Regions from separate parts of the Homo sapiens genome. Here region 1 is linked to region 2. The links are chromatin contacts, found by Hi-C in ENCODE. All regions are on one chromosome and are shown on one strand. The core of a region is the stretch at or near the end of the contact, and the rest is flanking DNA. Distances in the headings are between cores, read along the strand shown.

Region 1 (4,791 bases), core at 1,194-3,693, 230 kb before region 2:
TAAATAGAATTTAGTCACATTGACTACTAAACAATGCCCCAGCTCAGTGGAGAGAAGTGTAGGAGGTATCTGGAGAGCAGTAAGTAGAGAAATCAAAGGGGATGTGGCACAAGTTTCAGAAGCCTCAGCGCCCTGCAACAGAAGACTGAAGATGTGGATCTCACTAGTTTGAAGAGGTGTGAAGACTTCAGAAGCTACCCAGTGAGACATCATGAAATTGTTAAAATCTGTTAGTCATTAGGCCTTGAAAGGAATGGTTTAGAAACGACCTAGCTGAGCGAGTGGGCTTGGGCCTTTGGTGCACGCTCAGCATGGGCTGGGGTCCCCTTAGCATGTGGTGGTGGCTGTGACAGCTCTTGCTCCTCGTGGGACTGAGCTTTCTCAGAGAGACTGTGGGACACGGGAGAGACCGCGGTGGGACCGAGAGCCTGCGCCACCGAGCCCTCTCTGTGCAGGGCTTCCCACGCATGGCCTCCTGCACCTGCACCACAACTCACTGCTGAGGAAATTGAGGCTTAGGAGAGTCTCAGTCCCTTGCCCAAGGCCTTGCACTCCAGAGCCTGGATCCAAACTCTTATCTAGCCCCAAAGTACAGGTTCTGACCACAGGAGGGAGCAGCACCGCGGCTCCAGCATGCCCCAGGCCCGGAGCCTGTGCCTCCCTGTCTCAGTGCGGGGTGGGCGCGTTGAGCTGCTTTTTTTGGAGCAACTTATTTCGAGAATTATTTTAATCCTTAAATTCCATATTTCTTCAGCTTCCCTTTGAAAAAAAAAAGGGAAATTTGTGTTTTTAAAAAGTGTTAGTTAGTATTTTTGTCCTTTCCAAAACATATTCACTTGTGCTTACTGTTGTGAGACACACATGTATTTTTCTAGTTCCCATCTATTATTCCTTGCTGTCTGTTTCTGACCTGAAAAGCAGCTTCCAGTGAAGAGCTATCACTAGAGGAACAGGACTTGGCTGAATGAATTAGGTTTTATTGAGTTTTTAATTTAATGTGGGTAAAGCAGGCTCAGGAGGGCTGAAATGGACGAAACAATGGCACAACTTTATTACTTTTCTCCAGGGTATGGATTATAGGGGATATTTTAGAGTAAAGAAACACTAAGATTCTTGGCATTAAAATGCTTCGATTTCCTATTTATAGCAGTGATGCATATATAATTTTTCATATTGGACTGTTATTAAGGTTTTTCTGATTGAAATCTCCGTACGGTTTCTTCTGGCCAGTAGACTTCCTCCATCCCCAGATGTGACCCCTTTTAAACTAATAAAGCCTCTTGATAATACTTACAATACTTGTCACAGAGGGCAGGACTGACATTCACTTAGTGAAGGGCTTGTATTATACCAGGCTTTGCTCTATGTAAGTTTTATATTTTCAGGAATATTCTTAAATCCCTTAAAGAAAAAAAATGAAAATAAAGTAGAAATACATTTATTTTAGATATTGTTATTAATAATTTTTTTTTGAGACGGAGTTTCACTCTTGTTGCCCAGGCTGGAGTGCAATGGCGTGATCTCGGCTCACTGCACCCTCTGCCTCCCAGGTTCAAGTGATTTTCCTGCCTCAGCCTTCCTAGTAGCTGAGATTACAGGCGCCTGCCACCATGTCCAGCTAATTTTTTTTTATTTTTAGTAGAGACAGAGTTTCACCATGTTGGCCAGGTTGGTCTTGAACTCCTGACCTCAGGCGATCCACCCGCCTCGGCCTCCCAAAGTGCTGGGATTACAAGCGTGAGCCACTGCGCCTGGCCATTGATAAATACTTTGTAAATAAAATACACTGTGTCTATACTCTTACATGATGCACCATGTTAGTTTTTAAAACTTGGGAGTAATTTCTGTATATTAGTATTTTGGGTTCTGACTGGGTTTCTAGGTAGCTTAACAAAGCTTTTATTGTACTACAATAAAAGTACTTTGTACAAGTAGAGTTCATTTACAGTAAAAAATGATAGAAAATAATGCTGTTATTTTAATAGTAATAACCAAGCAATTAAAGTAAATATATATTTTTAACAATTTTGAAATTAGCTTTCTAAGAAAAGCGGGTTTAGAAGCAGGCAAAGCATTCACTTGTGAAAGACACTTTTGGGAACTTCAGAGCCTTCAGAGATTAATGGTAGTGATATTAAAAGTGGAGCGCGTTCCACTGTCTTCCATGCGGGAGCTTTCTGGCTCTGCTGCTTTTTGTTGCAGAAGCATCCAGTCCAGAATGAGTTAGGTGTTTTGTAAGTTTCTTTCAGTCTCAAACAGTCTGTGCTCTTCCCTTGATTTGGCCTTGACAGTTTTGAACAGTACAGCTATTTTCCTGACTGGCCCCCGGTTTGGGTTTGTGTGGTGTTTCCTTGTGATTAGAGTCAGACTTTGCATCCTGGGCCGAAACCTTCCAGAAACGAGGCTGTGCTGCCTTTGCTGCGTCTTGCTGAGTGGTTCAAGGTTTCAGATTGTTCCTGACTGCAGACGCTCTCCGTGGCCTCTCGATGTGGATGCTGTCTGCCAGCTTCTCTGCAGTCAAGCCGCTCCTTTTCTCTTTGTAATTACTAGCATTTTGGAGGAAGTACTTTGTACAATCGAAGTACCCTGTGCTTCACTAAGTTTAATCATTTGTTTGTATCATTATGGGCTTGTGCCTTCCACTTGGACTCTGTGGGCTGTAATCTCTTACTGCCATGATTTTCATGCGCAGATGGCCTCAGATTTGGCTCTGGAGAGCTCCTTCAAGCTGGCTTTGTGTCCTTTCAGCCTGCGCCCAGCATTCTTTGAGCTGTTCCTTGCTTTCTGGCTCATCCTGTTCTTTCCCTGCTCCAGCCCCAGAATCAGCCATTTCCCCAGGAGACCTGGGTCCTTTGATTGGAGAATGGAGTGTTTGCCACTTTTGGAGGTTCAGCTCTCAGGTCATCTCAGTGAACAGAGCTAGAGGGGGAAAATGTATGTGTCTGTGTTTGTTATATATGCGTGTGTGCATGTCTGTATGTATGTGTGTATATATGTGAACGTGTATGTGTGTCTGTAAGTGTGCATGTGTATATATGTGTGTGCATGTCTATGTGAATGTCTGTGTCTGTGTGTGCATGTGTGTATGTTTATGTCTGTATTGTGCATGTCTGTGTATGCGTATGTGTGCGTGTCTGAGTGTATACATGTATACGTGTGCATGTCTGCATGCATGTGTACATGTGTATATATGCATGGCTATGTCTGTGATATATGTGTATGTGCATGTCTGTGTATGTGTGTGTACATGTGTGTGTGCAAATGTCTGTGCCCTCCCTACCTGGTCTCCCTGGCCGTGTGGGTGCCCTCTCCCTCCTGTGCTGGGCTCCTGCCTCCATTCTCCCTACCCCGGGCTCTCCCACCCCCAGCCTAGTGTACATGCTTCCCTGGCATTGCCCACTTCATGGCTTCAGGACCAAATGGCTCAGGAGGGAAGATCAGTTACTGACTTTCCCCTGGAATGGGCATCTCATAAGGTGAAGACCAGTGCCTCTCATCTCCCTCTCGTGGCTAGCATAGCAGTGGACGTTAAGTGCATGTCATCAACTGTTGAAGAGATGAATTTCATCGCCAGTTGAACAGAAGTTAGAAGAGAAAGGGGGAAGTGGAAGGGAATGAATGATAAAATGTGGGGAAGCACTTGCCAGAGGTGAAAAACGAAGCTATGTGCATTTAGGGGAATTACGGACATTTTTCATGCTGTAGCCTCTGGTGAGCCCCATGCTAACACCAGGGGGTGCTTTAAGCCCATCACGAGGCCTCTGAGTGCTAGGGAGCGGGCATAGTTCTCTTGTAATGTGGTTTTCTGCCACAATTTGGACATTTGTCGTTTGGACAGTAATATAGATTTCTGAGTAAAATGTGATAAGAACGAAGTTTACTAGCTTTCTGATCTCAGTTAATGCGACATTGAAAGTCTGTTTTTTAGAGGTGCTTTGTACTTTTCGTAAAGAGCGTGAAGCTTGACCTTCTATGAGTCTGCACTTGAAAAGGGCTTTCATGTGCCAGGTAAAAAGGAAACTCACAATATTGGCAGTATTGTTGAGATCAGGTGTTTTTTTCGGTTTGTTTTTGTTTTTTTTGGTGGGGGGAACAACCAAAAACAATCCTACAAGTATATTGTACATCAAGAAAAAATAGGTTCTTTTGAAAAGAACCAAAGTCAGATTTGCTGTAGACTTCTCTGTGGCCCTAAATGCCAGAAGAAAAAGGAACAGTTGCTTCAACATTTGGAGAGAAAGAAACTGACCCAAGATTCTTACTATTTAGCTAGATTGTCATTTCATACATAAAAACAGTGGAAGACACATCCAGATAATGCAAGAGCTCAAAAAAAGATTGTTCTTATATTCTTCCAAACCTAAGCCTAAGGAAAGCCTGAGTGTGGGCCTGGGATGACCAGCGCAGTGGCCACTCGCCCATGTGGTGGGGGTATTAGAAAACTGACGAATCCCAACTGAAATATATCCTAAGTATAAAACACACACCAGATTTCAAATATGGTGTTGGAAAAGAAGAATATAAACTATCTCATTAGAAATTATTATATTGATTACATGTTGAAATGATTTTGTATATATCACATTAAATAAAATTTATTGAAACTAATTTCATCTGTTTCTTTTTACTTTTAAAGTGAAACTAGTAGAAAATATTAAATTACGTATATGGCTTGCATATTTCTATTGGGCAGCATTGGTATAGGTGAAATGAATTAAAATTGATTATTGAAACTGATTAAGCATATAGAATTGAGTATAACTACAGAATTGAATGCAAAATCCCTAAACT
Region 2 (5,181 bases), core at 2,050-4,549:
CGGTCTAGAAATCAGTTCTATTCGAAGACTCCTAATTGGGCTTTTCTGGGTGATGATAACCTTCTTGGTAAAACTGAACCCCAAGTTCTTTGGCCTGGTTGCCATTCCCTGGCTAGCACCACGTATTTACGCCTTTGTGCCTTTTCACATGCCTCGGCTTCTCCTTGGAAATCCTGTTCATATCACCCTTTTCTTCTGCAACTGAAACTTGCTATTTGTCATTCTGGGCTTAGCTCTGATTTCACCAGTTCTGTGGCTCCATTCTTAGCCATCGCATCCCTTCTCCTCTCCTTGGTCTCTCAGTCACGTCTCCTACCTCAGTTGAAATTCTTCCCACTAGTCTTGAGCGTAAATTAGTTCAACCATTGTGAAAGACAGTGGGGCAATTCCTCAAGGATCTAGAACCAGAAATACCATTTGACCCAGCCATCCCATTACTGGGTATATACCCAAAGGATTTCCGATAAATCATTCTACTATAAAGACACATGCACACCTATGTTTATTGCAGCACTATTTACAATAGCAAAGACTTGGAACCAACCCAAGTGCCCATCAGTGATAGACTGGATAAAGTCTACCCCTCTTCCAGAAAGTTTGTGAATAACCCACCCCTTATTTAGCATATAATTAAGAGTGGGTATAAATAGAGCCAGCCAGCAACCCACAAGTGCTACTCTGGGCCCCTCTGCCTGTGGGATAGCCCTGCTCTGCCAATGAAGCAGCCATCTTGCTGTTCACTACGCTATATAAACTTGCTTTCTTTCACTGTTGGCTTGCTCTTGAATTCTTCCCTGAATGAAGCCAAGAACCAACTCAGGCTGAGCCCCCGTTTTTGGGTTTGCCTGCATCACCTGCAGTGGAGATGGTTGGTTGTTTACCAAAATCATTTCTCCCTTCTCTCTGGACATACTGCTGGACTACATTTCCCATCCAACATGACAGGTGGGCACGGCCTGACGACTGGATTGTCCAACAAAACACAGAAAGTGTAGACAAGAGAACAGCAGAAAGTGACGCCTGCAGCCACAGAGATGTGCTCCCAGTCTCCCTCTTTTCTGACTGCTGGGGGTGCACACCACAGCGAGGCCCAAGGGCTGTGATGGAGGCCTAGGATGGAAGGTGGCTGGTCCCTGAATTACTTCTAGGAGAGGCACCATCTGCTGAGCAGGAACCCCTGCCTGGGACAGTTGCAAGAACAAGAAATCAGCTCCTTTTGTGCCAGAACCAGTATGCATGTTGAGGTCCAATCCTACAGTTAGTGATGTGGTAACAGAAATGAGCTTTGTGCTTCCATGCCCTGGGCAACTGCAGGCAGCTGAGGCCCCCATCTGCAGGTGGTCTCTGCAGGCAGAGGGTTTCTGGTGAAGGGCCCTATGGGGTTTCTGATGAGGGCCCCACAGAAACCAGAATCTCTTCCCTGCTGCTTATTTCAAATTCTGCTCGGTTGTCCCTTCCAGGCCAGGCGGGTAATCTTGCTTGTGGCCACACTCCTCTTCCTGGGACCTGAGCCTGCCCTCCTGCTCCTGAGTAGTTCATTGTGATGCTGTCTGCTGTGGCTGTGGAGTGCTACGCGCTGGCCAGCCTGAGGGCGACCTGTACCGCCTTGGCCAAACCCTTTACCCCACTGAGAGATACCTCCCTCATCTGCAGCGAGAGTCCCTACCTTGTAGGGCAGTGTGAAGGATGTCCTGAGATGGTCAGGACTTAGCACCCTGTAAGCACAAGAGCTGTTCTTGGTGGCGTTATGATCACACCCACAGATAGGGCCTCAGGCAGGCCTCAGTGTCCTCCTGGCTGGCCACGTGCTACGGATGTCCCCATGCACTTGATGTGTCAGCAGCAGAAGGACCTTCAGGAGGAGGCAACGATGGGATGAGACGAGGCTCAAAGGAGGATGTTGCCGCGCAGAGACGTTTCGGGAATATGAGGCAGGTCACCACCTATGATTCTTGTGGTAGTGGAGGAATGGTGGCGGCTGTCATTGTGACACCCACTTTAGAGACAGGAAACTGAGCTTCAGAGAGGGGGAGTCCAGGCCCCACAGCACACAGCCAGGAAAGGGCCGGGCAGAAGGGGCTTTGGGTTTTAACCTAACTCACCCCGACTGCCTGCTTCTTCACCCAGCCATCATGGAACGTCTCTGTGCCTCTTCCCTGCTCTCGTGGAGGCCTGGGTCAGGCAGCTGCCCAGAGGCAGACGTGCACTGTGACCCTAGAAGACTGTTCCAGACAGGCCAGCCCAGGCAGAGACAAAACAGGGACCTGCTCCTCATTGGTGTCACGACCAAATGCAGGGGATTTGCTAAGGGAGGCGCAGCCATGAATTGGGAGCCAGCTTCGTGCTCTGCCACTCCTTCTTGCTAATCCCTCGAAAATCCAATCAGAGCTGTTTCCCTCCATGAAACCAACTGGACACAGCACATACTGGCCGGACCTCTGCCAGCATGGAGTGGATCTTTTTTCTGTTTAAAGAACCAGGTTTCAAATGTTCTTAATAAAACGTTTATATATATCATGCAGGGTGCAAATAAATATTTTAATATAATTGGAAGAATGTAGAGAATTGTAAAAAGTTATGGAAGTTTTACTTCTGATTGGCCAAGACTCAATAAACTCTGGTTTGATGTACTCTAATTTATAGGCGTGCAAAGCCAACTCTTTGGCATCAGAGAGGCCGTTAACGTTGTAATGATGTTTAAACGCTGACAAATGAGCTGCTTGGGCGGCACCTTCAGCCCTGAGAATGGAACTGTTGGAGCTGGAGGACTTGCCTGTCCCCAGCTTTCTCCCTTCCTCCCGTGCTGGTGGAGCAGGTTAAGGGCAGGAGGACTGTTCATTGGGGCGACTGCTCCCCATCGGTTGAGGGGAGGGCACAAAGGGGACCCATGGCTTCTTTTTCACTGTTGTCCCTAATTATGGTCTTTCTCATTAAAATAACAAGGACCATTTCTGCTAGAAACGCTGACACATGTTTTTACTTTTCTGGGCCGATGGAAACCACATGTAGAATCCATTCCTTCCTTTTTTCCCTCCAAAATGCAAATGGAAGAGCTGGTCCAGGGGGTCCCCGGTTGCCCAGCCCTGAACAGAGGCTTGGGGAAGCCCCCTACTCCCACGCCAAGACGTGACTTGCGCTTCTCTGGGCACTTTGTGCCAGCCCTACCAGGGAGTGCTGCCCCGCTCCCCAGGTCTCCCTCTGCTTGCTGGCACTGGGCACTCCCAGCAGGCATAACCCGAGCAGAGCTGAGTGGTTATTTATAAACTCTCTTGAATGCCAAAGCGCCAGGAACAATCCATTCCCCCCGTTTGCAGGAACATACTTTCAGCATAACTCATCACTTTGAAGATGGGTCCAAACTTTTGTTCACATTTATTGACAGGAAGTTGTTTTTCAAAGCTCAAGTCAGCAGGCAGGCCCCGGGCCAAGAGGCTCCGCCACCTCAAGCTGGCGCGGCTCTGAGGGCCCATAAATTGTGTTAGCCTCCCACCCACCCCTCTCTCTCCCTTTTTCCGCTAGAATTTGCCCAGAGGTTGAACATTACGTTTTCCCTTTGTAAAGTTTCTTCTTAAACTTTTTCTTTCTTTCTTTTTTTTTTTTTTAAGAGAAAATCACCTATTGGAAGTGTTAAGAGGTTCTTTTCCTCTCTGAAATTCTAACCCTTTATGGTGCTCTTGAACTTCCTCTTTCCCGCATAAGCCACTCTGAGCCCTCCTTACTGCATGAAATTTCTCGGCCAAGGGTCCTCCTTCTCATCCCCCTACTTGAGCCTTGAAGCAAGAATGTCCTCCCGGGCTCTAAGAGCTCTGCCTCTCCCCAGGCCTCTCTCCCCTCAACTGGGAATCAGGAATCCTAGGGCAGGTTGTCCCAAGGCCTGGAGGGGCCATCAGGCAGGAGGACTCAGTGATGTGGGGTCTCCTGTGGCTTCTTAGCTCTCTACTCACCCCACACATTTACCCTTTGGGGCTGACCTGGGTGTCCATGACTTATAGATCTAATCCTCCCCCAACATCCCACTAATGTTCCCAAATTGTCCCGCCCCCAGTGGGACCCCTCCATTCCCCTTTAAATAGACTCTTCTCCCTACAGCCCTGAGCTCTTCCAGTTACCCCAACCAGGGACCTGGGGGTCATCCCAGACCTCTCCCAGATTCCTGCCCCTGGTTGGGCACTGAGTCCTAAGTGTTTCTGTACCAAATTTGTCTTCCTACCCCTTCACCACTGCCTGGTTTCAGGCCCTGCTCCATTTTCGGGGTCACTCCCAGACCTCGGCAGGCCAACTTCTCTGTGTCCCAGATGCCTTTTCTGTAAATCGGGGCAATGTCAGTGCCCACCCCACTGCGTGGTGGCAAGCATTTCATGGGCTCATGTTTGCAAAGCACGCAGGATGGCTCTGGGCATCTTAAGTGCCACAGGTTGTTCTCCTGCTGCCGCTTTTCTTGGGTCTCTGGGTCACCCTGTCACTCTGAGTCAGTCCATTCCTTATGCAGCCACCGAGAGGACCTTGAAACAATGCACAGCACATTCTGCCATGCCTGTGCTTGAACCCTGTGCCCGCTCTCAGTTCCCCGTGGGATCCCCCATCCCTGGCTCTGCCTGTCTGCCTCCTGTGCCCCGCTGTGTCCAGGGGCTCTGGCCTTTGGAGTTGGCCTTGTTCCTTTCTGTTTCTCCCCTGGTCATTCCCTCCCTCTCCTTCCCTGTGAGCCCCTCTGGAAGGTGTTCCTGACCCTCCACTGTCCCTTCTACCCTGTCCTGGCTCAGAGGCCCTTGCCTACCCCCACACAGGCGTGCCGTGTACTCTGCCACGAAAGCTGCAATTCTTTCTCACGATCTCTGTGTTTTCCTGCGTTTGGAGACAGGGTCTGTGCCTCAGGGATCTCTGGGCCCACGGTGCCCAGCACAGATTATGGGCATAGTAAATAAATGCTCATCTAAAACGTGTGAATGACAAAGACCAGGAGACAGACCATGGCGCATGCGTGAGTTAGGAATTTCCCCCATGACGTCACCTCTTTGACTATTCTGATTTTGTCTAGTGATGGGTCAATCCATTTTTTGGTTTTTAACCTTGACAAGAGCCCAAATACCAAAATGAACTGTCTCTGTGTACTGATATCATGTGAAACTTTTCAAACCCAGGAAGCATTGGAAGCTCACACTTTTAGTGGGACCAGGGAGGAGA

What was found. A loop is a pair of places that touch in the nucleus more often than their neighbours do. Pooled maps may share reads with other maps.
Region 1: a map of aorta shows a loop between it and region 2 (5-fold over the local background). The contact joins two enhancer-like sites. A Hi-C loop is called at or near these places in 6 of 168 maps with a recorded cell type or tissue (Right ventricle myocardium inferior, aorta, ascending aorta and 2 more) and 10 of 50 pooled maps.

What each region holds. Positions count from the first base shown.
Region 1 is chr2:238,367,216-238,372,006 of GRCh38, forward strand. All of the region lies in intron 15 of TRAF3IP1 (TRAF3 interacting protein 1), which reads left to right. Among named protein-coding and RNA genes, the nearest start is that of TRAF3IP1, 49 kb to the left of the region's middle. RefSeq lists a silencer at 213-416. Within about 2 kb of position 2,444, at least 3 of the 41 ENCODE cell types and tissues checked have a DNase peak (open chromatin) inside an H3K27ac peak, as active enhancers do.
Region 2 is chr2:238,593,997-238,599,177 of GRCh38, forward strand. No RefSeq gene overlaps it. Among named protein-coding and RNA genes, the nearest start is that of LINC01107, 41 kb to the left of the region's middle. Within about 2 kb of position 3,300, at least 18 of the 41 ENCODE cell types and tissues checked have a DNase peak (open chromatin) inside an H3K27ac peak, as active enhancers do.